Linked DNA regions of Homo sapiens: all the other regions are linked to region 1. The links are chromatin loops, found by intact Hi-C in ENCODE. Cell type or tissue: PC-3. All regions are shown on one strand. Region 1 overlaps ARHGAP32 (Rho GTPase activating protein 32). Region 2 overlaps ARHGAP32 (Rho GTPase activating protein 32). Region 3 has its middle 64 kb from the start of TMEM45B. Region 4 has its middle 6.2 kb from the start of KCNJ5. Region 5 has its middle 38 kb from the start of ARHGAP32. Region 6 has its middle 13 kb from the start of TP53AIP1. Region 7 holds the start of ARHGAP32 (Rho GTPase activating protein 32).

Region 1 (4,000 bases):
ATTATTTCAATAGCCTTCTATATTTGGCACAGCAGCAAGAATGATTCTTTTCAAATGTAAGTCCAATCATGTCACTTTTTAAAAACTCTCCAGTTAGTTTTCATCTTATTCAGAGTAAAAGCCAGATTTCTGAAACTTCTCTACAAGGATTTACAGAGTGTACCCTTACCTTTCCGACCTCATCTTTCTTCTCTTCCCCTCAGACAGGGTGATCCAGCCACAGTAGCCTCTTTGTTTTCTGCCAGTATGCTCACCCCCTTCTCAGGGCCTTGGTACTTTTTGTTTCCTTTACTTAAAATGCTCCTCTAGGACAGCCACACACCTTGCTACCTCCTCTTTTAAAAGTACTGGCTCCAGTGCTATCTTCCCAGACTGCACCTTCCTTACATAAGATTGCAACTATAGTCACCAGCATTCCTCATCTCCCTCTCTTTGTTTTATTTCCCTCCATACCACTTAACACCATTCGGCATGCTAAATATTTTATTATTTATTTTCTTCCCCTCAACATCTAGAACAGTGATTGACACATAAAAACTACTCAATAAATATTTGTTTAATGAATAATAGATGAATGAGATGAATGGATGAATGAGTTTATATTTGAAGAAGAGATACAATTGGTTTTTAAAATGCTGTTTTACTATTTTGTTTTTATTAATCATTTTAAATTTGTTCTTATATGATAAGAATATATATTCCTTATGAGTATTTATTATAAAACAAATTATGTAACCATCCTGTTTAAGTCTCAATTTGGTACATTCAGTTGTAATGTGTAGTATAGGAGAGATAATATGCTGAGGAGAAAGGTGCTGGTGTGGTGTAGAATGGGTATGACCAGCTGGTGCAGTTAGCCTTGGTCTTGCTTTCCTTATCTTCACACTGAAAAGGAAGTACGGTTCCTAGATACCCTAGAATACTAGGTGACAGCTAATGTTCCTTCAAGCTAAGAAATTGTAGATGAACTATGAGTTCTGATTGAGGTTGTGATAAGGTGGAGAGGAACAGAGATATAACAGCACGGGGGAGGATAGGTTGTACCATGCCATATTCTTATTTTAGTCTACTTCCATGGAGCTTGAATAAGCTATTAATATCTGTAAAAATTAGTACAGATAATTGCTCATGTAATAGAAGTAGCTTGTTGAAACATCTTTATATTCCTGAGACACATTATGCTGAGTTATATATATATTTAAAAACAAATTCCTTTTTTACACTCTACTAAGATTTTATAATTTCTGCATCTGTGTTTGTTGGTGAAGTTAACCTGTGTGCTATACTTGTCCCACTAGCCTAAGTCTGGGGAATTTCTGCTCCCCTATCCCATTCTCCACCCCTTTTAAATAAATGCACTGGAATAGTTTGTGTAAATGGGAATTACCTGTTCTTTGAAGGGTTAGTAGAATTTTCCTGTTAAAACCTTTTGAAACTGGTTCCCAACTGGGGACTTAATCTTTGCCATCTTTACTTACCATTTCAACTTATGATTTGATTATTGCTCATTAGGTTCTTTTGTATCTCCTTAGATCAATTTTTATCATTTATATTTTCTTAAAAATTGTTCATTTAATTTAGCTTTTTAAATTCATGGGTTATAAGTTGTACACAAGATATTATTAAATCTTGGTCTTATCAAGGAACCAGCTTATGGTTTTACTGATCAACCAAATTTTTTTTTCTGTATTTTTCATACCATTAATTTCTAAGCATAAACTTTCCTTTTGTTTCTTGAATTGAAAGTTTAGTTTTTCTTATATTTTTTTTTCCAGAAAAGAGTTGAGAATAATGCGTATTGCCTACTAGGATTTGCCTCTCAAAAACTAGCTTCGTCATAAACCAACTTTGTCAAATATTAATATTACACAACATATACTACTTAATCTCTGCTTTAGAGAAATAGAATGCAACAGGTATTGTTAATGATTCATTTGTTTTTAGGTATTACTTTTTAGTAAGTGCATTTAAGTTTGGATATTTTCCTGTGAATAGTAGTTTGGCCAAATTCTACAGGTTTTGATTCATAAATGTCTTATGTTTAGTTTAGAGAAATTTAAATTTCACAAAAAAATAATTACTAGAAGGGGCTTTTTGTTTTAAGTAAAGCCACATGTAGTTTAAAATTCTGCAAATTTATTGTTACTGCACTTATTTTCCCTGTTGTATTATTCTGCAGTCCAAAAACAAAGGTTAATTCACATTTCACAAAATATTTTTCAGTAAGAAGCGGGGGGAATCTCTTGTAACACGCAAAGAAATGATGAGTTTGAGGCAGCGCTGTTCCTGCTGTGCTTTGTGTTGTACCGCCATCTAGTGTGTAGGGGGGGAAAAGGATATGTTTGATTTGTATTTTCTTTATCATCTGGTTATCTGAAGTTATCACTTGATGTGTTTCTTTTTATCCAATTTCATACAAAACATTAAGTTAAATTAACCTGAATGGTAGAGTTCAGGTTTTTGTATAAATAAGGAATAGGAAAAGTATGAATTTAATATCTGTGTCTCGAGCTTTCTATATGCAAGCTGCCTGCAAGGGACTTGAAAATGCTGTCATGGCTTTCTATCATTACATGCATTTCTGCCTTGATGCTGGGAAGGCGGAAAGAAGTAGTAAAGTTTGACCTGAGTGTAGGAATATTGAGGGGTAATAATGCAAACAATTTTAAAAGCCTGAAGTTTCATTTAAAAAGTAGTAATCAGAATTACAATAAAAATACAAGCCAATATTTATTGAATGTTTTGTCTGAGCCAGGCATTATATCAAATACTGTTTCCACATTGTCTCAATTACGCTCCACAACAATTTCAGGTACAGAAATTTAGGTAAAAAGAGTTTAAGAACTTACTCAAGTTCTTAAACCGTTTTGTGGACTGTATTTGAATCAAGGCGGCCTGACACTAGAGCCATTCTGCATGTTCTTTTGTATTGCTAGAAAAGAATAGACTGACTCAACTAATACTTTAACAAAAAGGAGTAAATGATGGTTCTAGAGTATCTCGCATCTTTAATGTAGTTGAAGGTTAAAAAGTATGATACATAATACTGCAGTGTAACCTTAAGTAATTTCCATTGTGATCTTAAGTAAATTCTTAATGTCTCTGGTCGTCAGTTTCCTCATTTGTAAAATAGAAACAAATATATCTATTCTAACTATATCATAAAGTATTATGGGAATTAAATGACATAATAATTGTGCAGTACATTTTAAAGGGCTTTAGAGAAAGGCAGAAGTTCTAGGGAAGCACTTAGGTAAAGTCAAATAATCATCTTTAAAATGTGGGAAGTCATACTTGTCCTGATGACCCAAGGACAGTGTTGTCAGGATTGAGGCAGTGGATACTGACTTCACCTGAGTACTTCCTATCAGTTAAGCCTTCATCATTAATAAAAATAAATTAATGAAAAGGTTATCTCTCCCCATTTTGTTAAGACACTTGCAGTTTGAAAAATTAACTTGTACATATTTTCAGTTTAAAAAAATCTTATACAGAAGTACTGTTACTACATGTGTAATCATTTGAAATAAAACCCATGCTAATTTTATTCTCACCCTGGCCACAAAGTTTAGTTTTCCTCAAAAGAAATAAAAATCTTAGCCTTACTTTTCTGCATGTTCTGCAGTATACTCCCTCTTATACAAGGAAATCATTGTCCTTTCAGGAGAGAATTTGAAATGAAATGTTCAGATAGTGAGTCATCAGTTCCACTGTCATCTAAGTACTGGATTTTCACTGTATCTCGTTTGAGATTATTCAGTCCAAGAATTAGATGTGTAAAAGTGGTTGGACTGTGAAAAAATATATCTATAGTGGAGTCAGCCATAATTTACAGGCAGTTTACTTATAGTATTGTTGAGTCTGAAACTGTGAAGAGTCTGAGATGTTTTCCTACTAGTAAGCTAACAAGTTGGCTTCCCACAACTACAGACACACTACACACATTCTCACTCTCTCTTTCTCTGTCTCTCTGTAGCCTCCCTTTCCCCCAGCAGAAACA
Region 2 (4,000 bases), 99 kb after region 1:
GGTCCCAGATAGCTTTTCTGAGACAGCCCTTGCAGCTGTTATATACATCAGTTAAAGAACTGTGTTTTTTTCCTCTTACTTCCAAAGTTGTTTGTGATATATTGATCAAAAGTGATTCTGTACTTTCCTACTCTACAATAGCTTTGTAGTACATTAAAATTCAAGACTCAATTTATCTAAAAAAAATTTTTGACATATACTTGGGATAGGAGTGGGGAATGAAGCCCAAGGCTGAAAAACTGTTATATTCCTGATTTTAAAAAGTGGTTCCTAGAGAGACACTGAGAATTTTGCTTTGTGAGCGTCAACCTGATAGATTATAAGTTTTCAGAAGTTCAGAACATACAGATGATATTTACCTTATTTTTCTTTTACTGCAGTAAACTCTTGAAACCTATGTCAAAAAATAATTTTTATAAAGTATGTGGCATTTTCTAATACAAAGAATATTATAAGTGACCATTGTACTGTTGACCAAGGACTTGCAAGCAAATAAAGAAGTAAACAACAGTATACCATATGGCATGACCAGCAACTGTGAATGTCCTTAGCAATTAAAGGTAGTACAAGCATCAAGTCCAAGAAACAGTTATAAGCATGTTATGTAAATTAGTTATGTAAGGACTCCTTATTACTACTAAGCATTCATGGAACTAAATAATTAAAATTAATTTAAAAAGTGTTAAACCTAATATGCTTAATAACCTTTAACAGTGATTTTTTTATCTTAAATTTTTATACCAGCCTTTTTCCAAGATGATTTAGAGAACCTAATTTTTTTTGACAAAGTTCTCCAATGACGTTTTAAATGATGTCTTTTTTTCTCCTGATAAATTTCCCTAAACTAAAGGTATGTTTCTTAGATTTTAGAGCTTTGTATGCTATTGACACTTCATACATTCTCAGAGTACTTTATGATTTCTCAGGTATTTTCATTAAAATCTAGAATCGTATTGTCTGGTTAAACTTCTCATTTTTCATATTACTAATCTGAGGTCTAAACTGCTTAATTTCCTTTTCTAAAATCTTATAGTGAGTTATTGGCAGAATCGGGATTAAAACTGTCTCTCCACATTCTTGGTCTGGTACTTTTTCACTAGCACATACCTTAGCCAATGATGTCATGATTGGATGGATGACCTTAATTAGACTATATGTCTTATTATTGGAAAACAATAAAAGCTTTCAATGACTAGGTCATTGGTTCAAGGATGTATTTTTAAATCTTCAAATAGGATTGCTAACATTTTATGCTTACTACATGTTTTTACCACACACACAACTGTGTATTTAGATATTATAGGATATTACCGAATAAACTAAAGAAAATGAATTGAAATATGAATAATAAATTATCTTGATAATTAGAAATAGATATATAGAAGAGAGGAAAGGAATAAAGTTTTGTAATTCTGATAACTTATTACATTTAAGTTATTACACAGAATGTGATGGGAGATAATTAGAATTTATTTAACATACCTGTTCTTTTGATATCAACTTTTAAGGAGGTAATTCGGATGATTAGAGACTTGTTTATATTTTGAATGTGAATTATTTTGAATGTGATGTTAATACAAACAGATTAAATTAGTTAATACATGTAAAGCCCTGGCACACAGTAAAATAGTAAGCACTCAATAATCATTATGTATACAATAATTATCGTTATGGTATTACTGTAGCATCTAGATTTTCCTTCAATTTTTGTTGACTATCTGGGTTAGGATTTACCTTTTCCTTCATACTGCCTTTGTAGGACTGGGAGCAGGTCAGTGGGTGGTGCCAGAGAGAGGGCAGAGCTATCACAAAACAGACCAGAAGATTCACAGAGATAGGAATAGTCAGTGACAGAATTTCTTCAGCATGTCCTTATTCCATCAAACAAAACTTGGCTGGGTTTACTTTGCAAGAAACCCCTTTACTCTGATTTGAATGATATTTTTTGTAAAACTGGAAAAACACATCGCCAGAGTTATTCATGTGTATTTTTAGTCATTGGCTTAAAGAACTTTTATATCATTAGTCATAATGATATGAAAGCCTTATTTATGTTAAAGTCTTTTTGTGTTATAAAAAGGAAAAGTTTCAAAAGGGTATATTTTTCTATAGAATACTTGTAATATTTCTGTATTATTGGAAAAAGTATTTGTTCAGTTCCTTTAATATTTACATTGCATATTGAAATCTTGCCCAACTACCTACAAATTTTTATTTAAAAGATTTGTAGAGTTATTACTCTAGTGAATCACAGATTAATTTGAGTCCAGTTATTTGTAAATAAAAGCTTTGTTGGTTAAGCTTACACTAATTTAACTGATATAATCAAGGCTATAGACTGAGTAAGATTCATATCACATATTTCCCAAGATGAATGCGAACTAAAGTTTTTCAGAAACTTTCTCAGTTGCCTAAAGATCCTTTTGGGTCATATAACAATGCTTGCTAAAGATAAGTTTAGTTTTACAACTCTTGGCAATATTCCTTTTAATAAATTTGAAAATACTAAGTACACAGTTCACTTCAACTACTTACTTAAGACTCTAACTGTAAATCGATGTCATTTTTCTTTGCTGCTATTTAAGGTATTTGCTGATGCCTATTGTTGTTTTTCCATTCTTTCTTGGTGCTTTCACCCAATACAGTTCTTCTGTGTTTGTCTTCCTTTACTAGAAGTTCACATCTAATATGTTTACAGTATTCTTACATTTATTACAGTTGCTAAGACGGAACTTTGCCCTGGCTTAAGGCTGTTATTTTTTTAAATTGCCACTTGCCTTTTCAAGTCTATTGCACTCATTTATGTCACTGCAAAGGATACAAGGAAAGTAGGAGTATAAAAGTATTTAAAAATATAAAAGCATAAAAGCAAGCCTTCTGCACGTTCTGCACTTGTATCCCAGAACTTCAAGTATAGTAATAAATAAATAAATAAAAATAATAATAAAAAACAAAGTCAGAAGCAAGAAAAGAAAGTAGTTACAAATTTAGTGTACCTCATTCAAAACTTAAACAAGACAAACTAAAATATCAGCTTAATAGATGGAGAGAAATCATTTGATAAAGGTCAACACTTGTTCCTTTTATATATCTTAGCAATTGGGGATAGGTAATTTCTGTATATTTAAGGTTTCTACCCAACAAACCCAAGTGAATTTTATTCTTAATGGTGAAACATAAGAAATAATCTATTTAAAGTCAGGAACAAGAGAGGCATTTATTGGAGGTCCAGTGAAGTTAGACAAAAAGAATTAAAAGGATTGGAAGGGAAGAATCAAATGTGTATTATTTGCAGATTTATAAATCCAGATGATTCTACAGTCAAATTTTAAGAAATAATAACAGAGTTCAGCAAGGTTGCTGAATAAAAGATAAATAATACAAAAATAACAATAGCACATTTATTAAGTTTTTCTGTCTAGCACTAAGTGCTTTATAATTTTAACTCATTTAATTCTCACAATAATGCTGTTCAGTAGTTATTATTTTAAACTTTTTTTTTCTTTTTCTTTTTTTTTTTTTTTGAGACCGGGTCTTGCTCTTGTCACCTAGGCTGGAATGCAATGGCACGATCTCAGCTCACTGCAGCCTCCGCCTCCAGGTTCAAATGATTCTCCTGCCTGCTGAGTAGCTGCGATTACAGGTGCCCGCCACCACACCCGGCTAATTTTTGTATTTTTAGTAGAGACAGGTTTTCGCCATGTTGGCCAGGCTGGTCTCGAACTCCTGACCTTGTGATCTGCCCGCCTTGGCCTCCCAAAGTGCTGGGATTACAGGCATGAGCCACCATGCCTGGCCTAAACTTTTTCATAGATGAGGAAAATGAAATACTGAGAATTTAAATATTTCTCCATAATCATACCGTTAGGAGCTGCAGAGGCAAGATTGGAACCCCAGAGGTCTGACTCCTGAGTCTACCCTTTGCAACCATGCTAATTGCATTTCTGTACACCAATAATAAATGATTAGAAAATGTAATTTAGAAAACACCATTTTATAA
Region 3 (4,000 bases), 630 kb before region 1:
GATCTGTGGTTGCCAGGAGTTACGAATGGGAGAGGCTGTGATTATAAAGGGAAAACATGAGGGAGTTTTTAGGGGTGTGATGGCACTATTTTGAATCCTGATTGTGGCAGTGCTTATGTGAATCTATACATATGTAAAAATTATAGAACTGTACACTAAAAAAAAATGTGTGTGTGTGTGTGTGTGTATATATATATATATATATATATTTTTTTAGATAGGATCTCATTCTGTTATCCAAGCTGGAGTGCGGTGGCACAATCATGGCTCCCTATAGCTTCAAACTCCTGGGCTCAGGTGATTCTCCCACCCTCAGCCTGCTGAATAACTGGGACTACAGGCATGTGCCACCGTGCCTGGCTAATTTTTTGTATTTTGTAGAGATGGGGTTTCGCCATGTTGCCTAAGCTGGTCTCAAACTCGTGGGCTCAAGCGATCCACCTGTCTCAGCCTCCAAAGTGTGTGAGCCACTGTGCCTGGCCTGTGTGATGATTTAAAGAATAAAATTAATAAAATTATAGATGATGAACATTGGATTCTGATATGGGCCTCCAGTTCCTCCTTGCTAAGGTGAGGCTGATGATTTGCAATCTGTGCAGCCATTATCAAAATGCTGACCCAGTCTTGCACCTCTATTCTGAGGCTTATGTATTTTGATCTGCTTTCTTGCTTTAGACCCATTATGACTGAAAAGACTTCTTAAATTTTGCTTTTCCATTCCAGAAATGACTGATTCCAACCTTTCTCCCCAGCTGCTCAGCATGGGCCTCCAGCTGTGCTCTGCACACTCTGATAGCGGAGAGCTTGTACTCACCCCCCATGTTTGAAATATAATTTGCATACAGTATAATGCATAGATCTGAAATATATAATTCAATGAGCTTTGGCAAATATATACAGTTGTGTGTTCATACATGTTTTACAACTGGCTCTCTGGTGGGATAAAAAAGCCCTGCTTTGTAGTGTTTGCCAATTTCTGGAGTATAAATATTTCCACCACGGTGGATTCCAAGCTATCAATGTGATGCTGACTGGCTTGCAAACATCCTGAAAAATTAACAGTCCACTCTCTTGATGGTGCCAGCAGGCTTCAGCACACCACTGCCTGTACATAACTGTGCAACCAGCACCTAGATCAACATTCAGGACATGCCCATCACCCCATAAGTTGCCTAGTGCCCCTCCGCAGTCAATCCCCACCCCTATCCTGTGTGGACAACGATTCTGATTTCTATCTCCATCATTTAGGTTTTCATATTCTAGAACTTCATGCAAATACAGTATATTTTTGGCCTGACTTTCTATTTTTGCCTCAGATTTGAGAGTCCCTCCTGCGGTGTTTATCTGGTTGTTTGTCTTTTTCATTGCCCAGTAATGTTTCATTGTATGGATGTACTATCATTGATTCTCCTGTTAATTGGCATTTGGGTTGTTCAAAGTTTTGGGATTTTCTGAGTAATCTTGAAAGTACTTGAGAGGCTGTAAAAAAGAGGTTCTAATATTCCTGGCAAAACTTTCTGCTGGGAAGAGGAAATAGATCCTGAAGCTTCAGATTTTACTGGCGATAATGAAAGAGCATCTTTGAAAGTGTCTAGCATGTGGCAGACATTCAATAAATGTTAGTGGAGTCTCACTTTGGCAGAATTCTGCTTCTAGGATCTGTGCCCAGAAATAGATCGTCTTTTACAGAAAGGTCAGAATCAACCATTGTAGAGAAAATTTAAAAATACCTCAGAGAGATTCCATCTTCTCATTTGATAAATCCATTTCAGGAATATTTCACGATTCTAACAATTAGAAAAATGTCTATGTGATATTTTTATGTTATACTTTAAAGCCTACCTGTTATACATATTATCTGATTTACTTCATACACATTTAATTTTCATTTTATGCACATTATTTTATTTAACTTTTGCTACAATGCTGCAAGGTAAATGTACTTCTACTTTACAGATAAGGACAAATGAGGCTCAGAAATGCTAAGTAACTTTCCTAGCTCACGGAGCTAGTGAGAATTTGATTGCAGTTGCCTGACTCCAAAATGCATGCGTTTTCCTCTGCAACGTGCGGCCCCACCATGTTCACACCTCACTACAGACAGGAAGCACATGTTATTCAGATAATCGCTACCCATTTTCCTTTCATCCTCGTTTTTCCAGCGAGCAAAACATCTTGTACAGTCAGTTTCTTTTTTCATTTCAAAAGTACACTTTGAATAGGCTCAGGACGGCCTGATTTAAGCAAGCAGAAGGAAAAATCCTTACAAAATCTGTGTGGGCCAATCAGCAATGTGACAGAACGTTCGGCAGATGGCGCTGTTTCCACACGAGCGTAACGGCGGCCACAAGCGTTCTGCCGCCAGGGGGCGCCGCGTTCCGCCGGAGAAGCGTGGCTCCCGGGCGCGCGGCCGCCGCCTGCCCAGCACCGGCGCAGGGCCCACGCCTCCGTCGCGGTGCGTCCTTTCCCTCCAGGTGGGACGCTGCAGGCCCAGCCGCTCCCTGTGCCTCCAGACAGCCAGGGCTCTCACGTGGATAGGCTGCTGGACCAAGCTCAGTCCAGGAGGCCGGCTTCAACAGCTTCTGCTCAGCTCTCCCGGGCAGCACAGGACTGTGCAGAGCCTCCCCTAAACCTCATTCTTTTCATGGGCAAAGGGAAGCACAGCAGCGTTTGCCTGTTCTTGCCAAGTTAGCACCGAGGAAGTTTCATCAGGGAGGGGCAGGGGCCTCAGAACAGGGAGGCCGCAGGGCGGCCTCGGCAGAAGGTGAGTGCTGGCAGCCCGTGGCCCGAGACGTTAAGCACTGCGGGGAGAAAAGGAGAAAGAAGCTCCTCGAACTTTAGGCCCACTCCGGTGTGTGAGGAGCCCGGCCGAGAGCTGAGAGCAGCCTGGTCTTCCCTTCTCGGTGAGGCTTGCGCACTTGCCTCCCTTGCTGCTTCCAGAGTCATAGCCCCGGCCAGTCCTCCAAGGGCCCGCGTTCCACCATGGCCAGACATTCCCTTTGAGAGTCTGCAAAGCTTGTTTTCTCTCGGAGAATTCTAGGCAATGCAGGTCAAAGAAAGGATTTTGAATCAAGTCCTCGGCTACGTCAGATGGAAGTGCTTACAAGAGCTGCATTAATGGAATAATTCTTTTACTCCATGATCTGACTCCTGTCTACGTCTTTAATATTTTATTTTATTTTCATTTTTTTTTAGAGTCAGAGTCTCTCTCTGTCGCCCAGGCTGGAGTGCAGTGGCACAATCACTGCGCACTGTAGCCTTAACCTCCTGCGCTCAAGCAATCCTCCCACCTCAGCCTCCTGAGTGGCTGGGACCACAGGTGTGCCACCACATCCATGTCCAGTGTTCATTCTCACTATTTTCCCCGACGCCTGCTGTTGCTTTTTTATACTACTTGCAGTTCCTCGCAATGTTGCAGAAGCACTGCCTCCTCCGTGATGGCCTTTGGGTTCGTCTAACTCTTCCTTCATGGTTTGTCCCCTTTATAGAATCAATAGCGCCTATCCCAGAAATCCAAAATTTTCACTGCACTTGAGACTATTTACTTATCCATCTCTGTCTTCTGGGCTGTCATCTCATTGAGTTCATATTCACCTTTGAATCTCCAGCATGCAGCCTGAGGACTGGAGGTCGCACTTAGTAGGTGTTCACTGAGTGAATAAAGGAAGGATAAAAACACTCTTCACTTTGCATTTAGGGAAAAAATAGATAATACAGAGATTTCCATCAAAACCAAACCAAGCCAATGTCTCTTGGAACCACACTGACAGTTTATGCCTTGGACAACTGGTGTGATGGTTTATGGTTTCTTCATTGTTGCTATGTATGTCTGTGAACGTATTTGTCTTTTAAATTACTTACTGGAGCAAGAAGTTCACTTTTACTTCATAAGGTAGATCCTTGAAACAGTCACTACTTTTAAAATAAAGTCTTCCCCTGTCCTCCTTGAAAGGTTCTTCTCGGGCTGCGTGTTGCAAGATCCTTCCTTGCAAGGCAGTCG
Region 4 (4,000 bases), 230 kb after region 1:
AGACTTATGGAGCACGTGCTTTGTGACCTCTGCAATGACAGGGACCCTGTTTGTCTTGTTCACCTCTGGGTGCCCCTTAGCAGTGCTAAGCACAGCATCTGCTACATAGGAGATGATCAATAAATATTTGTCAAATGAAAGAAAGGATATGGGGTAGGTTCTGCACTTAGAGAAAAATGACAAGACAAATACAGAACTTGCCTTCAAGGAGCTGAGAGTGTGGTGAGGCTGGTAGTCAGTTTGTGGTTAGTTTAGGTGGAGCTGAGATTATTGTGCAGTGCCACCCAACAGAACTTTTGCAATGAAGAAAATGCCTGATATCTTGTCTGTATAATGTGGCATTGTGGCTACTGCCTAGGTGTAATGTGGCTACTGTGAATAGGAAAGGGAATTTTAAATTTTAATTAATTTGCATTTAAGTAGGCACTATGGCTGGCAGCTACTGTATTGCACAGTCTAGGATTGGAGGCAGGGAGAGCGTTCGTGGGCTGGGCCCTAGTGCTGGCCTGAGGTGATAAGGCTGCAACAAGGCAAAGGAAGAAAGAGCCTTGGGACGGGTAGTGGGTTGCACAGTCTGGCGGCAACAGTGCCACCCCCTGGGATCATGTATGAAATGCGGAATCTCAGGCTCCACCCTCCACCTGCTCAAAGAGAATTTGCCTTTTAACAAGCTCTCCAGGTGACTATGCACACTGGGGCTTGGAAGAGCATGATGTAGAAGATGTGGCTGAGAAAGGGTCAACAGGAGCCCAAAGGAGAAGAGGAATGAAACTGGATGGCTTGGAGCTGAGCTGGGCTAAGCTCCCCTGAATCTCCAGAGGCACTGAGATCCCCTCCTCTGTGGACACCTTGACCCCTCCGCTTCCCTCTGATAGAGCGCCGATCACATGTGTTGGGGGTTCTGTGACCTGTCTCTCTCCTCTACCTGCAATCTACAAGTTCCTTAAGGGTGTAAACCTTGTTTTTTAAAACCCAAGTAAATGTTTATTGAATGCGTGCATGCCTGATGTCAGGAATGAGAAAATTAGCAGGAGTAGGTGACTGGGACGGGAGAGCTGCTGAGTTTGATTCTAGACATGCTGCATGCATGTCTAACTGAAGGTTGGTGAGAACTCCACTAATTGCAACTCCACTAATTGCAACTCCACAAAAAGTGGCAACTCCACTAATTGCCTAAGTGGAGTTGTCTGAGAAGAGGCAGGAATGGATGTCTGGTGATGACGGGGGAGTTGAGGATGGGGTGGAGATTTTGGAATGTCATCCGCAGAGAGGAGAAGACTGAAACTCTGAGAAATAATTTAGGTATCTGGAGGAGGGTGGAGAGAGAAGGAGAAGAGGCAAGAGCTGGGAACTATGCTCAGATCTGGGACAGAGGGAGAAGGATACAGAACAGGAGATAGAGGAGTGATCAGGATGGCTGGAGGTCAGCAAGGCTGGGGTGGCAGAATGACCTGGAAAGGAAGAGTGGCAAGAAAATTGAGTGGCCAGTGTGCCGGCGTCCCTCGTTAATAGAATATTTCTTTCATAGTATTTATCCCATGAAACCTGTGTGCAACACAGCAGAGGTCCAAAGTAGGTAAGTACAGATCCAGAAAAGTCATGGAAAATAGGGCCAATGGGAAAAAAAACCCCTAATCATTGACCAGGCCATCAAGCTGTCATTAGTGACTTTGCAGGATGTGTTAAAGAGGCCTCCTATTCATCTCACAACTCAAAACAGACATGCTCTCTGGGAAAGTGGCCTGATATTCATGTTGATGCCTTGACTTCTCCCAGTGCATAAGCTTCCCACTTGTCATTGGATGATCCCAAATTCACTGTTCCTTTAATGCCATTGAATTCTGACCATAGGGAGCACCAATGGTAGCTTCAGCTTCCCTGAAACAAGCTTCCCGTTCCTGAATTTCCTCTCACTCTTGAGTCCAGGCCCAGGTGCCTGAGAGAGGCATTTGCCACAGCTGGCCATACAGTTGACTTTATCGAGTCAACATCTGTTTCTAGAGGGCACAGCACTTAGCCCCAGGACTCAGCTTGGTGCCCAGCGCTGAGCTTCCAGTTATTGCACCGCTAGGGGCAAATGATGTTTTTCTTCCTATCCAGTGAAGTGGGCTCCTATTTGGCAAGGAAAGAAAATGAACAACTTTAATTCCTTCCTAACTTTTTTCATAACAACTCTCTTAATTCTGTTTTGTGGAAAACTCCATAGACATGCTGACCAGCAAGCACCTGCCCTGCCCCGGTGTGGTTTCCACAAGGGGGGCAACAGCACCATCTAGTGTTTGAAAGAGATTTCACACTAGGTAGAACACATGTATTTACTTACCTTGATCTTTAGTTTTTGTTTTATTAAGGTAATATATTGGCCGGGCACGGTGGCTCACTCCTGTAATCCCAGCACTTTGGGAGGTCGAGGCGGGCGGATCACGAGGTCAAGAGATCGAGACCATCCTGGCCAACCAACCCCGTCTCTACTAAAAATACACAAAATAGCTGGGCGTAGTGGCACATGCCTGTAGTCCCAGCTACTCGGGAGGCTGAGGCAGGAGAATCGCTTGAACCCGGGAGGTGGAGGTTGCAGTGAGCCGAGATCGTGCCACTGCACTCCAGCCTGGGTGACAGAGCGAGACTCCGTGTCAAAAAAAAAAAAGTGATATATGAAAGTAATATATTTGAAGCATCACATTTTTCTAAATAATTTGAAACAAAAGCAGTTGGGTTTCCTCTTTGACCATCTTCCAATCTGCAGAGGTCATCACTTTCATTTCTTTTGGCTATTTTTTCCCTTTGGTTTTTGTCTGTAAATGACACCCTTCTAGTAATACTTATAGATGCTTCCATCTTCAGAGACGACCTATGAACTTTCTACCACTGAAGATGGAAACGTGGCTCCCTTTCCTCCCCTGAACCCACCACGTGCTCACATACTTCCCATTTCTCGTCCAGCAAGGGAGCTGTGTCACAATTTTGGTTGGATGAATACTCAGTTTTAATATTTTTATGTCTATAAAGTTCTGTTTGTATGTAGCTGATCCATGCAGCAAACCAGATTGCTTTGTCTTTCCTGCACAACTCTTTTTCTTCTCTGGAGGGACTAATTAATTGTCTTGGTTTGGTTTGTGTAGTTGTGTTTGCTCTCATCGCCAATTTCTTTTTTCTTTTTTGGGGGGATGGAGTCTCGCTCTGTCACCCAGGCTGGAGTGCGATGGTGCGATCTTGGCTCACTGCAACCTCTGCCTCTTGGATTCAAGCAATTCTCCTGTCTCAGCTTCCTGAATAGCTGAGATTACAGGTGTGCGTTACGCGCCACCATGCCTGGTTAATTTTTGTATTTTGGATAGAGACAGGGTTTCCTCATGTTGGCCAGGCTGGTCTCAAACTCCTGACCTCAAGTGATTTGCCTTCTTCAGCTTCCCAAAGTGCTGAGATTACAGGCATGAGCCACCATGCCTGGCCTCATCACCAATTTCAATGCAAAAATTTCCACCTACCATTTCAATCTCCTCTCAAGATGTCCAGATGCACCAGAAGTCCTACTGATTCCATCTGGAGAAATCTCCCTGGTGCCTTCTGCTCCCTTTGGTCTGGCCTGGTTGCCCTCTCTGCCTAGCGCACAGCTGGCTTCCTGGCATCTCTGTTTGCTTTGCCTCACTCCCATATTGCATCCCCTGTTTCCTGAATCCCATGCGTGTTTCTTTCTTGGTTCACTCTCTTACTTTTTAGGAAGAACACGTCCTACCATTGCTTCCTAGGAAAGAGAGTGGGCAAGGTACAATTTTGAGATTCTGCATATCTGAGAATATCTCTATTCTATTCAATTGACAACTTGGGCAGGTGTAGAATTCTAAATGGGAAATTATTTTTCTTCGGTATGTTAGAGGGATTTCTTCTTCTTCCACATTTCAATTATATTGTTAGAAGCCCGAAGCAAGTTTCATTCCTGATCCTTTTGCGGGTCCTCTTTTTCCTTTCTGGAAACTAGCCAGATCTTCTCTTAGTGAGT
Region 5 (4,000 bases), 110 kb before region 1:
CTTTGTCACCTAGGCTGGAATGCAGTGGTGCAATCATGACTTCACTGCAGCCTTAACCTCCTGGGCTCAGGTGATCCTCCCACCTCAGCCTCCTTAGAAGTTGGGACTACAGGTGTGTACCATCAGGCCTGGCTAATTTTTGTATTTTTTATGGAGATGGGGCTTCTCAATGTTGCCCAGGCTGGTCTTGAACTCCTGGGCTCAAGTGATTCGCCTGCTTCTGCCTCCCAAAGTGCTAGGATTACCGGCATGAGAGGCAGTCTTAAGAAAGGCCTTAGCTGACTCTAGGGAATTCTGAATTGGGATGGCCCTTCAAAGTTGTCTTCAGTTGGGATGACTGACAAACCTTTATACAGTATCCCATTAGGTGTACTACTTTTATAGTTGGCCTCTGATTTTCTTAAGTGGTTGTGTAATGTTTTGTCCACAGTTGACAGTTTTTGTAAGATGTCGGAGAGCTAGAATCCATTGAAGAACTAGAATTTGTTGGAGAAATACAAGCTACTCCACTGTTACTGGAACCAGGACTTCCCTAGGTTTTTTAAAAATTTAAAGTTGTATATAATTTGTTTGCCGGTCACACATCATACTTACATTTGAGAATGTTGAAGATATTCCAAGCATTTTGCATTTTCTTTGGAAATACACTAACTTCCTTGTTAGTGTATTTAACAAAAAAGTGCGTCTGTACTGAGATTTCATCTGTAATCAGAAAACAAAATTATTAGCCACATGTTTAATAGCTGTCAAAAATAGGGCAGGATGTCTCAATAGAAAACCGTAACAATAACAAACAGTAAATATTTGCACAAGAAACACAAAGTATGTGCTATGTAAAAATGAAAAATTACTTTTTAAATTTAAATTTTCTACTTTTTGAGATGGCGTCTTACTCTGTTGCCCAGGCTGGAGTGCACTGGTGTGGTCTGGGCTCACAGCAGCCTCTGCTATCCAGGTTCAAGCGATTCTCCTGCTCAGCCTCCCGAGTAGCTGGGATTACAGGCACCCACCACCATGGCCGGCTAATTTTTGTATTTTTAGTAGAGATGGGGTTTCACCATGTTGGCCAGGCTGGTCTCGAACTCCTGACCTCAAGTGATCCGCCCACCTTGGCCTCCCAAAGTGATGAGATGACAGGTGTGAGCCACCGTGCCTGGCCAAAATGATTACTTTATGGTATTGGATAATATATTAAATTTTGGGCTCTTTTTTATGGATTTTTATATTTTACAAGTTAACCAGTTATTGATTTGATGTATGATGTTTGATATGGTTCCTGTTGAAATAATTTAGCTCAAAGATATTTTAAAAAGTTTTACTCTCAGGCACATACTTATTGTGAAATATTATACATGAGAAATAATATTTTAAAAATATATTCTAGTTTAATTTGATGTCACTAATATAGCTTGGAGAAGACACAATGCCTATACTAAACTTGTTTGCTTTTTCCATATTTAACAAAATATTGTGAGATATTTTATAACCAAATTTTAAAAAAGTAAGTAGAATAAAACAGTAAATATGTTATGGAATATAATTGCATCATTGTATGTTTCTGCTTGTATTCTCACTGTAAACTCAAATGAGAGAGATTAGGGAGAGGAAAGACAAATGCTTCCTGACTTTTATCCACGTCCAAAAACAACTACTTTTTTCAATAACATCTGAAACATTTCCTCAAAGACATGGATGGTGGATTTGGGAAACAAGTAATTTCTTTTAAAGTAGATTTTATTAAATAATTTGGATTGGCCAAGCAGTATAATGTTAAACTTTAGGTTTTTCTCAACCTGTATGTTACAGTAATTATTTCTTTTACAAGAGTGCCACCCAATGTCCCAATTCTTCAGTAGCATATAACTTCGTTTTTCATTTAGCAGCTTAAAAATATATTAAGGCTGCGCACAATGGTTCGTGCTTGTAATCAGCACTTTGGGAGGCCGAGACAGGCAGATCGCTTGTGCCCAGGAGTTTGAGACCAGCCTGGGCAACATGGCAAAACCTTGTCTCTATAAAAATTACAAAAATTAGCCAGGTGTGGTGGCATGCCTGTGGTCCCAGCTACTAGGGAGACTGAGGTGGGCAGATCACTTGAGTCGGAGAAGGTTGAGGCTGCAGTGAGGGGATCGCGCCACTCTACTGCAGCTTGGGTGAGTGAGACCCTGCCTCCCACCCCCAAAAAAATTGTTGCTTGGAATTGGGCCATATTAATGTTATGCATATATATATCTTAATATTCAGACTGTTCTACCAAAAGTGATGCAAGTGAAAATCCTTAAGTAATTGGATTTTTAAAAACATTGATTCATTTTAAGGGATTCAGATATATCGTGGTTTTCCTGTGGCCCCTAGCCTAGTCGATAGCCTCTCCACTACGCTACCTTTTGTGTTCTTAGAGCTCTATAGACTTTTCAGCCTTAAATTTGCAGTTAAGGCAGCATTGGGATTGCACAGTAGTGGTGATAGTGGTGGTATAGACTTAACATAGTGTAAAAACGATATGAATTAGCTCTTTGATAATTGGTAGCATTTGATAATTGAGCGAGTAGTAAAAAGTTTAATTAGGGGAAAAAGTTTTTTCAAAGGTTCACTAATTAATATAAACATAACTTCCAGAAAATTATTTAAATAATATAATTTGTATATATTTTTTCAAATATTTCAAATATTTACATGTGACCTCTGCCTTAATTATAAATAAATTGCATCTGTTTATACAAATTCCCTTTGGTTTTCTGTCAGTACACACTTTATAAGTATGTGAGGTTAGTAAGTTAATGAAGACTAATGTTTTGCAATAATGCCCAAGTTAAGCCAAAAGAATAGTATAATTAAAAGCCTATATTTGACAAAAGCAAGTTCAGTTAAGATAATTGTATTCTTTAAAATACAGAGTTTAGATTTTTGTAAATCCAGAAACTTGTCCAGGTGGTACAGCATTCTGTAAAAAACATAAGGCTTAAATTTTAACTTTTTTCCCCTTGTTCTGCGTCCTAGGGTAAGTGATGTAATAACTCACAACCTTATGTGAATTGGGCATAGCCAAATGTACCTTCATAGGTGGTTGTGACTATTTAATAAAATTACGTGTATTATTTAATGGAGTTTATTGCCAATTTTGTTATCTTTTTTTACATTTAATTTTACTTTTAAGTTCTGGGATACATGTGCAGGACATGCAGGTTTGTTATGTAGGTAAACGTATGCCATGGTGGTATCCTGCACCTGTCAACCCATCACCTAGGTATTAAGCCTGCATGCATTAGCTACTTATCTTGATGCTCTCCCTTCCCCCACTTCCCCAACAAGCCCCAGTGTGTGATGTTTCTCTCCCTGTGTCCATGTGTTGTCATCATTCAGCTCCCACTTAATAGTGAGAACATGTGGTATTTGATTTTCTGTTTCTGTGTTGGTTTGCTGAGGATAATGGCCTCCAGCTCCATCTATGTCCCTGCAAAGGACATGATCTCTTTCCTTTTTATGGCTACATGGTATTCCAATTTTGTTATCTTTTAAATGGGTTAAAAATAGTTAATTTTGTTGTCTTTTAAAAGGAAGAATCAATTTTGTTACCTTTTAAAAGGACTAACTTTTGGTTTTGTTGATTTTACTCTTATTTTTTTCTGTTCTCCATTTCTTTCTGCTCTGATACCTTTACTATTTTTATCTGCTTGCTTTGAATTTAGTTTGTTCTTTTACCAGTTTTTAAATTTTAGGTTATTGATGTGAAATCTTTCTACTTTTTAAAATACAGGCATTTACAGCTATACATTTCCTCTAAGTGTGGCTTTCATTACATCTCATTAGTTTTGGTGATTGTGTTTTTGTTTTCATTTGTCTCAAAGTATTTTCCTATTTCCCATCTGAATTCTTTTTTGACCTATTATTTAGGAGTGAGTTTAATTTCCACTTACTTGTATATCTCTCAGATCTCCTTGTTATTAATCTCTAATTTTGTTCCATTGTTTTTAGAGAGCGTAGTTTGTGTGATTTCAGT
Region 6 (4,000 bases), 160 kb after region 1:
AGTAAAATCTAGGAAAACTTGAGTTCCTGAATGATCTGCTTCTCTAAGTTACGTGAGTTTTAGAGAAGACAACAGTGATGTTACCTACACCCTATAAAGTTACTGGACTCCCAATACCCCATATGCCCTTGAATCCCAGGAGCCACAATAACCCTCTGAAAGGAGTGGCCATGACGGAATTTCACAGTTGCCTGGTCCTGCAATAGAGACGCCCCCCTTCCTGGGTGTTCCTCTCGGTACCACTTTGCAAGTATTTTACTTTGATTATGGTGGGAGATGGTTCTGTTCCTGCCAGTGTTTTGTAATTATTAGGTTCCTAAAGGCTATACTGGCTCTCTTATTTTTACGACCCTTCTCCTAAAAAGCTAAAACATGCAGGAGTAGCTTCCTTGAGGCTAGGAAAAAGTATCCAACATTGGACTCAAAAAATACTTTGCTACACTAATCACAGATGTAGGTTCCAGAACAATGTCCTCTCCCACTCTTGGGTCATCTCCTTGGCTTTCTGGTATGATTGCCTCTTGCAACGAGTGGCACCTTTGGTTCCCCACCTTAGAGAATGTGACTGACTGCTAGTCCAAAGCCATCCATATTGTCCAGTGAGGCACCTGACGAGCTCCTTTGGCACCTCTCGAGCTCCTCAGCAGCACATGCAGCTAACCTATAACTCATGTGGCAGTGAAAGAGAGGAGGCTTGGGAGGGAAAGGAAAAGCATGAGAGCCAGCCCAAGTATATGCAGGGCTCACAGAAGAAAAGGACTTAGGCTTGTTCTGATGGACCTTAAGCGGTGGAAGCGATCAGAGATGGGTGACCATCAAGCAAAGGTGGTGTTGGGGGATGGAGACACGGAATGGGTAATTGGAGCAAACCTGGAAGTCCCTCCCAACCCTGAGGTTGTGTGATGTTTGTGGAGCCGTAAGGAGATGTCCTGTGCCGCCTGGAGGGGAGCTGCCTGCCCAGCTGCCCAGTGCACGCAACTCCTCCCCTCTGGGGCACCGTTCTCCCCTCTCGCTCCTCTTGGCACCTGCCCCTCCGAAGACTTCCGGGAGCCTTAAATTAAATCCAAATGGTTCAGTTTGGCCTGTGAGATCTGCCTCTCTGATTTCATCTCCTCTTCCAGGTTCCTGTGCAAGCTGTGCCCTCTGCCTTGAGTGCTTTTCCTAGCCAGGCAAGGCTGCTCCTCCTCCCTGTCTTGCGTCAGAGGCCTGCCTTGATGACCCAGTTTGGTGTAGTCACTTGATCACATCACCCTCTTCATTTTCCAAACAGAACTTCTCATTCAGAAGTATTTTTACTTATTGGTTTATCTATTAATTGTCTCTATCCCTTCGCTAGCTCATAAGCTCCATGAGAGCTTGACACATGGCATGCACTCACCTATGTTTGCTTATTAAATACATACACACATACATAAAGCTAAGAAAGGAAGGGGTTGCTGGAAACAGTCACTTTAACAAACTTTATTATTTTGCCTAAACTCAGCCTTTGGAAAGGAAAGGAATGTCCTTTGTAACCACAAGGAGTCCCTTCATGTGTGGAGACTCAACATGCCTACTGCATAGAAATTGGTATTTTTAAGAAGCCACCAGATGGTGCTAGTGACACGCTTTTTACTCACCAGTGTTCCTGTTGATTGGAAAGATTCACTGAGCTTCCTGGTAAGATAGATATGGGATGGAATAGGTGACTCGGTGTGATTCTTCCTCATCTCTTGATCCCACTTTTACAAAGGTAGTTTTAAGGGCAGTGACCAGGCAGCAAATGCTGGACGCTGATCAGGATAGCTGATACGCTGCTTTTTTTTTTTTTTTTTTTTTTTTTTTTTTTTTGGAAGTTGCCCTGAAAAAAAGAAGGGTAAGATGAACAGGTTGGATAAAAATCAGAAGAACTCAAGCGGTGGTTTGCTTTCATTATGGGAGTCCATGATTTCTAAGGATGATTTCATGCTTTTAAATTCTCAAGTGTTGTTTATTGCCATTTTTAGAAAATGGTAGGAAGCATCTAGACCCTGGCTTTTTAGTTTCAGATGCTAAGTCCAGGCAGGGCTTCAGAGCCCCAGCAGAGTTTCCAAACCTGGAGGCTTCCGCGTCCCACACAGAGCTTTTCAAAAATACAGACTCCCAGGCTTGCGCCACCAAACCGTCGTCTCTTCGTGGGCCCTGGAACCTGTATTGCCAACAGAATTTCCCAGGTGATTCCATTTCATCTGCACATTAGGAGCCACTGTTCCTGGGGAAGATTGATCCCTCCAGTCTCCCTTCTAGGACCTGCCACTTCTGCTCACTGGTTCTGGGCTTGAACGTGGCCCCAGTCAGAATCATCCAAGTTTCACTTCATGGAACTTCAGTGTTAATGGGAATCTCTCCAACCCCACCCCTCCCCGAGAAGGTGGCATGATCTCATAGGTTTACAAAATAAGGGATTAAACTGGTTTGCTTTGAACTGCATCATTTCTTAGATATCCACACGACACCATAGTACTTTCTCAGAGGAAGTATACAGCAGGGATCCCATAGTACTTTCTCAGAGGAAGTATACAGCAGGGATCAAGGAACACTTTATTCACAGAGCAACTCTTCAGAACAATTTCAGGGGGCAGGCACAGTGGCTCACACCTATAATCCCCACACATTGAGAGGCCGAGGTGGGTGGATCACCTGAGGTCTGGAGTTCGAGACCAGCCTGACCAACATGGGAAACCCTGTCTCTACTAAAAATATAAAAATTAGCCATGCATGATGGAGGGTGCCTGTAATCCCAGCTACTCAGGAGGCAGAGGCAGGAGAATTGCTTGAACCTGGGAGGAGGAGGTTGCAGTGAGCCAAGATAGTGCCATTGCACTCCAGCCTGTGTGACAAGAGCGAAACTCCATCTAAAAAACAAAACAAACAAAAAACAAAACATTTCAGGATACATCATTTAGTTAAAAATAACCTGGACTAAGTGTCAGAAATTTTTGGTTTTAGTCATAGCTTCTTTATTAAGAACTATGTGACTCTTCTATTTATACCTGCTGGATTCCACATGGAATTGAGGAAGCTGACCATGTGACCTTGGTAAGTTACTTCTTTTCAAAGCCTCTACCGCTCTATCTGTAAAATGGGGATAGAAACTGTGTCATGACTCCCACAGGGCTGTTGAGGGACGCATCAAGTAACCTACGAGAAAATGCTCTGAGAAGAGTGAAATACCGCACAGTGGAAGGTAAGGCCATGGCCAGTGGGATGTGAGAATTAGTCCAAAGTGCCATAGAATTGAAGATTTTCACACCATCACAGCTGCCATCTGTAGCACAGCTTTTCTGTAATGAAAATAATGCAAGTAATTAGTTTTAAAAGTCAAATCGAATCACAAGGCTTATGATAAAACAGCAGTTCCCATTTCTCACTTTCTATTGCTCAGAGACAAACTTTTCAAACTCTTTTGGATGTTTCTTCTGGTATTTACCACCCTATGTCTAGACAATATGCTAGTTCTAGATTTTTCCGTGTTAGACGATCTGTACCGACTTCCTAATAAGGAGGAAGAGGATAACACTCTTCACTAATGCAGGCCACTGCCCTCCGCAGCCCGCCAACACACACAGGCTTCCCCATCCCCATTTTCCTATGCTAGTTAGTCCAGAACCCTTTAATCAATAGTATTTGTTGTGTGCCAGTTCCTCCATCCTCAGCCTCTGCTGTGGAAGTGTACATTTCCGCCCAATATCGGGGATCTGTTTCTTCGTGTTCTTTTTCTTAGAGGCAGGTAAGAGAGCTCTCTCCTGGAGTGCTTGCTGATGCTTCACCCTCCTGCCAAATCTAGAGTAGCTCTTCTCTGGGCCTGAGTCACAGCTGGTATAACTGTGGGGTTCCCTTTTCCTCTCTGGAGAGGAATCCCTGGTTTCCTGGATCCCATTTTCCTCTGTCTTATGCCATTCTCTCTTTATAGTGGGAAAAGGTGCAAGGGAAGTAATTTTTGTAACCTTTCATGTCTGAACATACCTTTTTACCCCGCTGG
Region 7 (4,000 bases), 73 kb before region 1:
TAGGGACCTGCATATATATATATTTTTTTTTTTTTTTTTTTGAGACAGGGTCTTGCTGTGTTGCCCAGGCTGGAGTGCAGTGGCGTGATTATGGCTCACAACAGCCTTGAACTCCCAGGCTCAGGCGATCCTCCCACCTCAGCCTGTTGAGTAGCTGGGACTACAGGGTGCACCACCACACTTGGCTGTTTCCCGCCCCCCCCCCCCCCCCCCCATAAAGATGAGGTCTCGCTAAGTTGCCCAGGTTGGTCTTGAACTCTTGAGCTCAAGTGATGCATCCACCTCAGCCTCTCAAAGTGTTGGGATTACAGGCGTGAGCCACTGTGCTTGGCTCTTTATTTTTCAAATATGAAAATTCAAGAAGACTTCAGTAGATGTCTTCTTAATTTTTGATTAAATCAGATACAGTGGAAAGTCAGGGCTTTGCAGTTTGTTGCTGCTTGGTAAAAGACAAATAGCCATGAATATCCAGCAGGTCAGTAGTTTCTGTCAACATGGCTCTTTTCTAAGTAACAGTTGTGTTGTTGACAGTCATAGATGCTATACCTTTCACTCATTTCCCAGCAAGTCATTTTATTGCCACCATGACTGTTTGCAGTTTAAATGTGTAAAACTTTGCATGCTTTTATTTGATGTGATTGTCAGCATCTTTGAACTTGGGACACTTAAACTTTTTTCTTTCAAGGACTGTGGACAAGCCCAGCTTTTATGTCTCACTCTGGATACTTGAGCAGAGATGCATATGGCAGTCCTTACTGAGAGGAAGGAAAGATGGGTGTAATATTGGAAGGCATGAACCTAGGCAGGTCCCTAGAGCATACTTATCTTCTCTACTTATTGTGAGCCTCCTTAACTGTGAGATCTATAACTGTGCTTCTCATGTGCTTGGCCAGTGGATGGTGTTATTCTTTCTAGTTTTCTATTTACCTTTCTGGAGTCCGAGATCAAAAAAGGATACAAATAAAGCCTGCATTTTGAAAATACCTATTTTTAACTTATTAAGTGGAAACTTTGAGAAGAGTCATTATTACAGAATAATTAGTAAAAAATCACCTTCATTTAGATTCTGCTTTTGGTTATGTAGGTCACGCAGCCTAAGGCAGTGGGAGGGTCTAGGTGTCACCAGTATGGCAGTCAGACGCAGTGACTGTGCTGCCTGTGATTTCCTGTCTGTACCCTGACTGTAATTAAACCAGCACCAGTACCTGTCACTAGGGCACCAGACACACATCTGAGTATACATGAGTAGAGCTGAACAACCTGAATGTTGGTGCTTTTTATTCCATGCCTGGAGGTTTAGTTTTTTTTGTTTTTTAAGTACAAGATGGAGACTGAAAGTGAGAGTAGCACTTTAGGGGATGACAGTGTCTTCTGGTTGGAGTCTGAAGTTATAATCCAGGTGACTGACTGTGAAGAGGAAGAAAGGGAAGAGAAGTTCAGGTGATTATGGAATTCACAGTTCCTTTGTCCTGTCCACTCCCTACCCCCACCCGCACCCCTTTTTCTTCTCTGCATTTCGGTCTTTTTTCCAATAAGACTTTCTGTTTTCTGGGGGAAGGTTTGGAGCTCAAGGGAGCAGGTTTTGAGTTGTATATAGCACTCCTCATTCCACAACTTGCCCTGAACTTGTAAAATGCATTTTAAAGGACTTGTTAGAACGCCAGGAGGAGAAGGTGTTAGACAGGTTTTGTAGTAGCCTTTCAGGAATTTCAAGTAGACACTCATAATGAACTACTACCCCTTCCTGTATCTGATTTGTATCAAATAGATTTGATCTGAATTTGTATCTAATAGATTTTTCTTCCTCTTTTTCTTGGAATGTGGTGTGTGTGTGTGTGTGTGTGTGTGTGTGCGTGCCTGCCTGCCTGCCTGCTTTGTTTGCCTTATGCATGGGTATGAAAAATTCCGATTAAGTACAGATTGGTTATTTTGTGGCTTTGATCTTTACCCTTGTCTCTGATCTTGTATCTCATGCCCCCTTTCCCCCAAATCTCTCTTGGTTTTTGAATCTCTGGTAGTATTAGTAACTTCATAATTGAAGTTTTTAGAGGATGCCTCCTGATGAAGCAGCTCTCAGTTTAGTGTCTGTGGTGAAGAAAGATGTCTTAACCAGTTTGTGAAAACAGAACCAATGTTTCATTCATTCTGTTGTACTGTTGCAAATTTTAGGGGGCTTTATTCTGGCTTTTCTTTTTCTTTCAGAGTTAGCGATGTAATACCTTTGAGTATCACAAAAATCTCTTGATGAAGTTTGAAGTTTGTTGCTGCATATTATCACTGCCACTCACATGTGCAATTAAACATCTTTTATAAGTTTACCTATGAGAACTTGGATAGGTGAATATACTGTTTTCATCAGATACTGTCTTTGTGTTTAATGCTGAAAAAGAGTTTCTCCTTTTCTCGAGTCAAAGGATTTCTTTATCCACAAATTTTATTTTTTAAAGTCTAGGTTAAATGATGGAAGGGATTGAATATTGGGAACTCTTGATAACCCTCACTAAATTTTTTACTCTGGGGTTCAAATAAATGAGAAGTATATTTAAAATTTTAAAAGAATAATTTTCAGAGTATAAAAATGAATTATTAGCATATGATTATTTTTTGTCTGAACTTTTGTCTCATTTTCCCATAATTTTATCTAGCCTTTCAAATTTGAGTAAGTCCCTTCCCTTCCAAGGTATGCTAATTGTTAGTCACATGTTCTGCTTTTTAATATGGTTTGTGTCTTGCTAACAATGAGTAGGACTGAAGTATTTGTTTTGCTTGTAATAAAACTTTTTGACCTGGTATTCAAATTATGGAAGTTATTTGGGTATTTGTCAAAGGAAGAAACAACTTGGAACTTATTTCATTGTTGTTTTTATAACAGATTTGGTACTGTAATCCTAGATTTACTTGTAAGGCAGTGGGCGTCTCTCTGGGATTTTCTTTTGACAGTTAAAAGCAAATTTGTGTAAGGATGAGCTCTTCTTTTCCTTGGGAGTATGTGACAGCATTTTCACTCTGAGAAACTGAGCTAGTGATGTGTTGTTTAAGGAAACTATGATACCATAGGGCATTTCTCTTCTGTTTATATTTCCTATCTGAATAGCACCATGGCTCTCCTAAATCAATTATATCTTTGTGATTTGATCTGATTTTATTTACAAATGTAACAAAGAGGTCTGGGCAAGGCCCAATTTCATGTAGTGTCTCTCACGCATTCAGCAGTGAGGCATGAGGAAATGTGGCAGCAGAGTGGTTTCACAACCTCGTGGTGGTGTTCCTGCCGAGATGCCCTACAGGAAAATGGAGGCATGGGTGTGGAAGGGGAAGGGTCGGATAGGAGTTGCAGCTGTAACCTTGGGAGGACCAAATAGTAGACTCAGTGTGGTATGACAGTTGTTTTTGTAAAATCAATGTAATAATTTTAAAAATGTCTTACTGTGTTTTTATAAAAATCTCTGCAAATACATGTGACATCAAGCTGTCGTATTGGTTACATTTCCATTCACATACACACACATAGCTGAGATGAGGGCAAAAGATTGTGCACTTTTCTTTTTCCCTGAATAGCTTGTAAACTACATTTTAAATGCACTCTTAAAAGCCTGCTCTTGTGTAACTTAAGGCACCATGGCTAAGAGAGTAAAGTCATACCACACCTAGAATGTAGGCTTCTGGTGCTTCCAGGTGCCATCTGCTTTAGGAGGAAGTAGTCTCAGAGACAAGTTAATGTTTGTCCAGTAGCTTTTGAAATAGCATTTATTTTTGGACTCAGTTGGAGGAAAGGATCCTTTTTATTAACACTCTTTCACTATGGGAAGTTGCCGGTCTCCTTCATGGTGGTAGTTTAAATTTGTCTGCCATTGACTCACAGATCTTTCATTTTCTGATTTCTTATTTGTAGTCGGTATTATTACCTACCTTGTCACTGTGGTAAAATAGTTATTAGACTAGAATATTTAGTCCTTAGAATAAAATAGTTCCTAGAGATGATTAGAAAAATCCATCCCTG

What was found. A loop is a pair of places that touch in the nucleus more often than their neighbours do. Peaks named below come from ENCODE experiments on the same cell type or tissue, not always from the same donor. Only the 100,000 strongest peaks of a DNase experiment are listed, where the experiment ranks them.
Region 2: it touches region 1 in a loop (3-fold over the local background); 3 of 110 quality-filtered maps call a loop at or near these places.
Region 3: it touches region 1 in a loop (18-fold over the local background); 47 of 110 quality-filtered maps call a loop at or near these places.
Region 4: a loop joins it to region 1, with 14 times the contacts of the local background. A loop is called at or near these places in 19 of 110 quality-filtered maps.
Region 5: it touches region 1 in a loop (7-fold over the local background); 8 of 110 quality-filtered maps call a loop at or near these places.
Region 6: a loop joins it to region 1, with 7 times the contacts of the local background. A loop is called at or near these places in 2 of 110 quality-filtered maps.
Region 7: it touches region 1 in a loop (2.8-fold over the local background); 5 of 110 quality-filtered maps call a loop at or near these places.

What each region holds. Positions count from the first base shown.
Region 1 is chr11:129,116,097-129,120,096 of GRCh38, reverse strand. The region is part of intron 5 of ARHGAP32 (Rho GTPase activating protein 32); the gene reads left to right. Among named protein-coding and RNA genes, the nearest start is that of ARHGAP32, 74 kb to the left of the region's middle. In PC-3, a CTCF peak has its summit at 2,303 (motif pointing left); DNase peaks (open chromatin) are centred at 2,296 and 3,696; H3K27ac peaks cover 714 bases.
Region 2 is chr11:129,016,972-129,020,971 of GRCh38, reverse strand. All of the region lies in intron 11 of ARHGAP32 (Rho GTPase activating protein 32), which reads left to right. Among named protein-coding and RNA genes, the nearest start is that of TP53AIP1, 76 kb to the right of the region's middle. In PC-3, a CTCF peak has its summit at 1,765; a DNase peak (open chromatin) is centred at 1,891; H3K4me3 peaks cover 1,909 bases; H3K27ac peaks cover 1,434 bases.
Region 3 is chr11:129,749,354-129,753,353 of GRCh38, reverse strand. No RefSeq gene overlaps it. Among named protein-coding and RNA genes, the nearest start is that of TMEM45B, 64 kb to the left of the region's middle. RefSeq lists a silencer at 2,422-2,521 and enhancers at 2,309-2,808, 2,809-3,310. In PC-3, a CTCF peak has its summit at 2,322 (motif pointing right); a DNase peak (open chromatin) is centred at 2,353; H3K4me3 peaks cover 405 bases.
Region 4 is chr11:128,883,167-128,887,166 of GRCh38, reverse strand. No RefSeq gene overlaps it. Among named protein-coding and RNA genes, the nearest start is that of KCNJ5, 6.2 kb to the left of the region's middle. In PC-3, CTCF peaks have their summits at 396, 601 and 2,268 (motif pointing left); DNase peaks (open chromatin) are centred at 596 and 2,256; H3K4me3 peaks cover 626 bases.
Region 5 is chr11:129,228,012-129,232,011 of GRCh38, reverse strand. It overlaps a transcript of ARHGAP32 not described here. Among named protein-coding and RNA genes, the nearest start is that of ARHGAP32, 38 kb to the right of the region's middle. In PC-3, a CTCF peak has its summit at 1,844; no DNase peak of the experiment used is centred here.
Region 6 is chr11:128,954,233-128,958,232 of GRCh38, reverse strand. No RefSeq gene overlaps it. Among named protein-coding and RNA genes, the nearest start is that of TP53AIP1, 13 kb to the right of the region's middle. In PC-3, a CTCF peak has its summit at 1,586 (motif pointing right); a DNase peak (open chromatin) is centred at 1,592.
Region 7 is chr11:129,189,523-129,193,522 of GRCh38, reverse strand. ARHGAP32 (Rho GTPase activating protein 32) reads left to right here and starts at 1,198. Exons shown (of 23, transcript NM_001378024.1): 1 at 1,198-1,440. The coding sequence starts at 1,325. In PC-3, no CTCF peak of the experiment used is centred here; a DNase peak (open chromatin) is centred at 1,682; H3K4me3 peaks cover 315 bases; H3K27ac peaks cover 1,942 bases.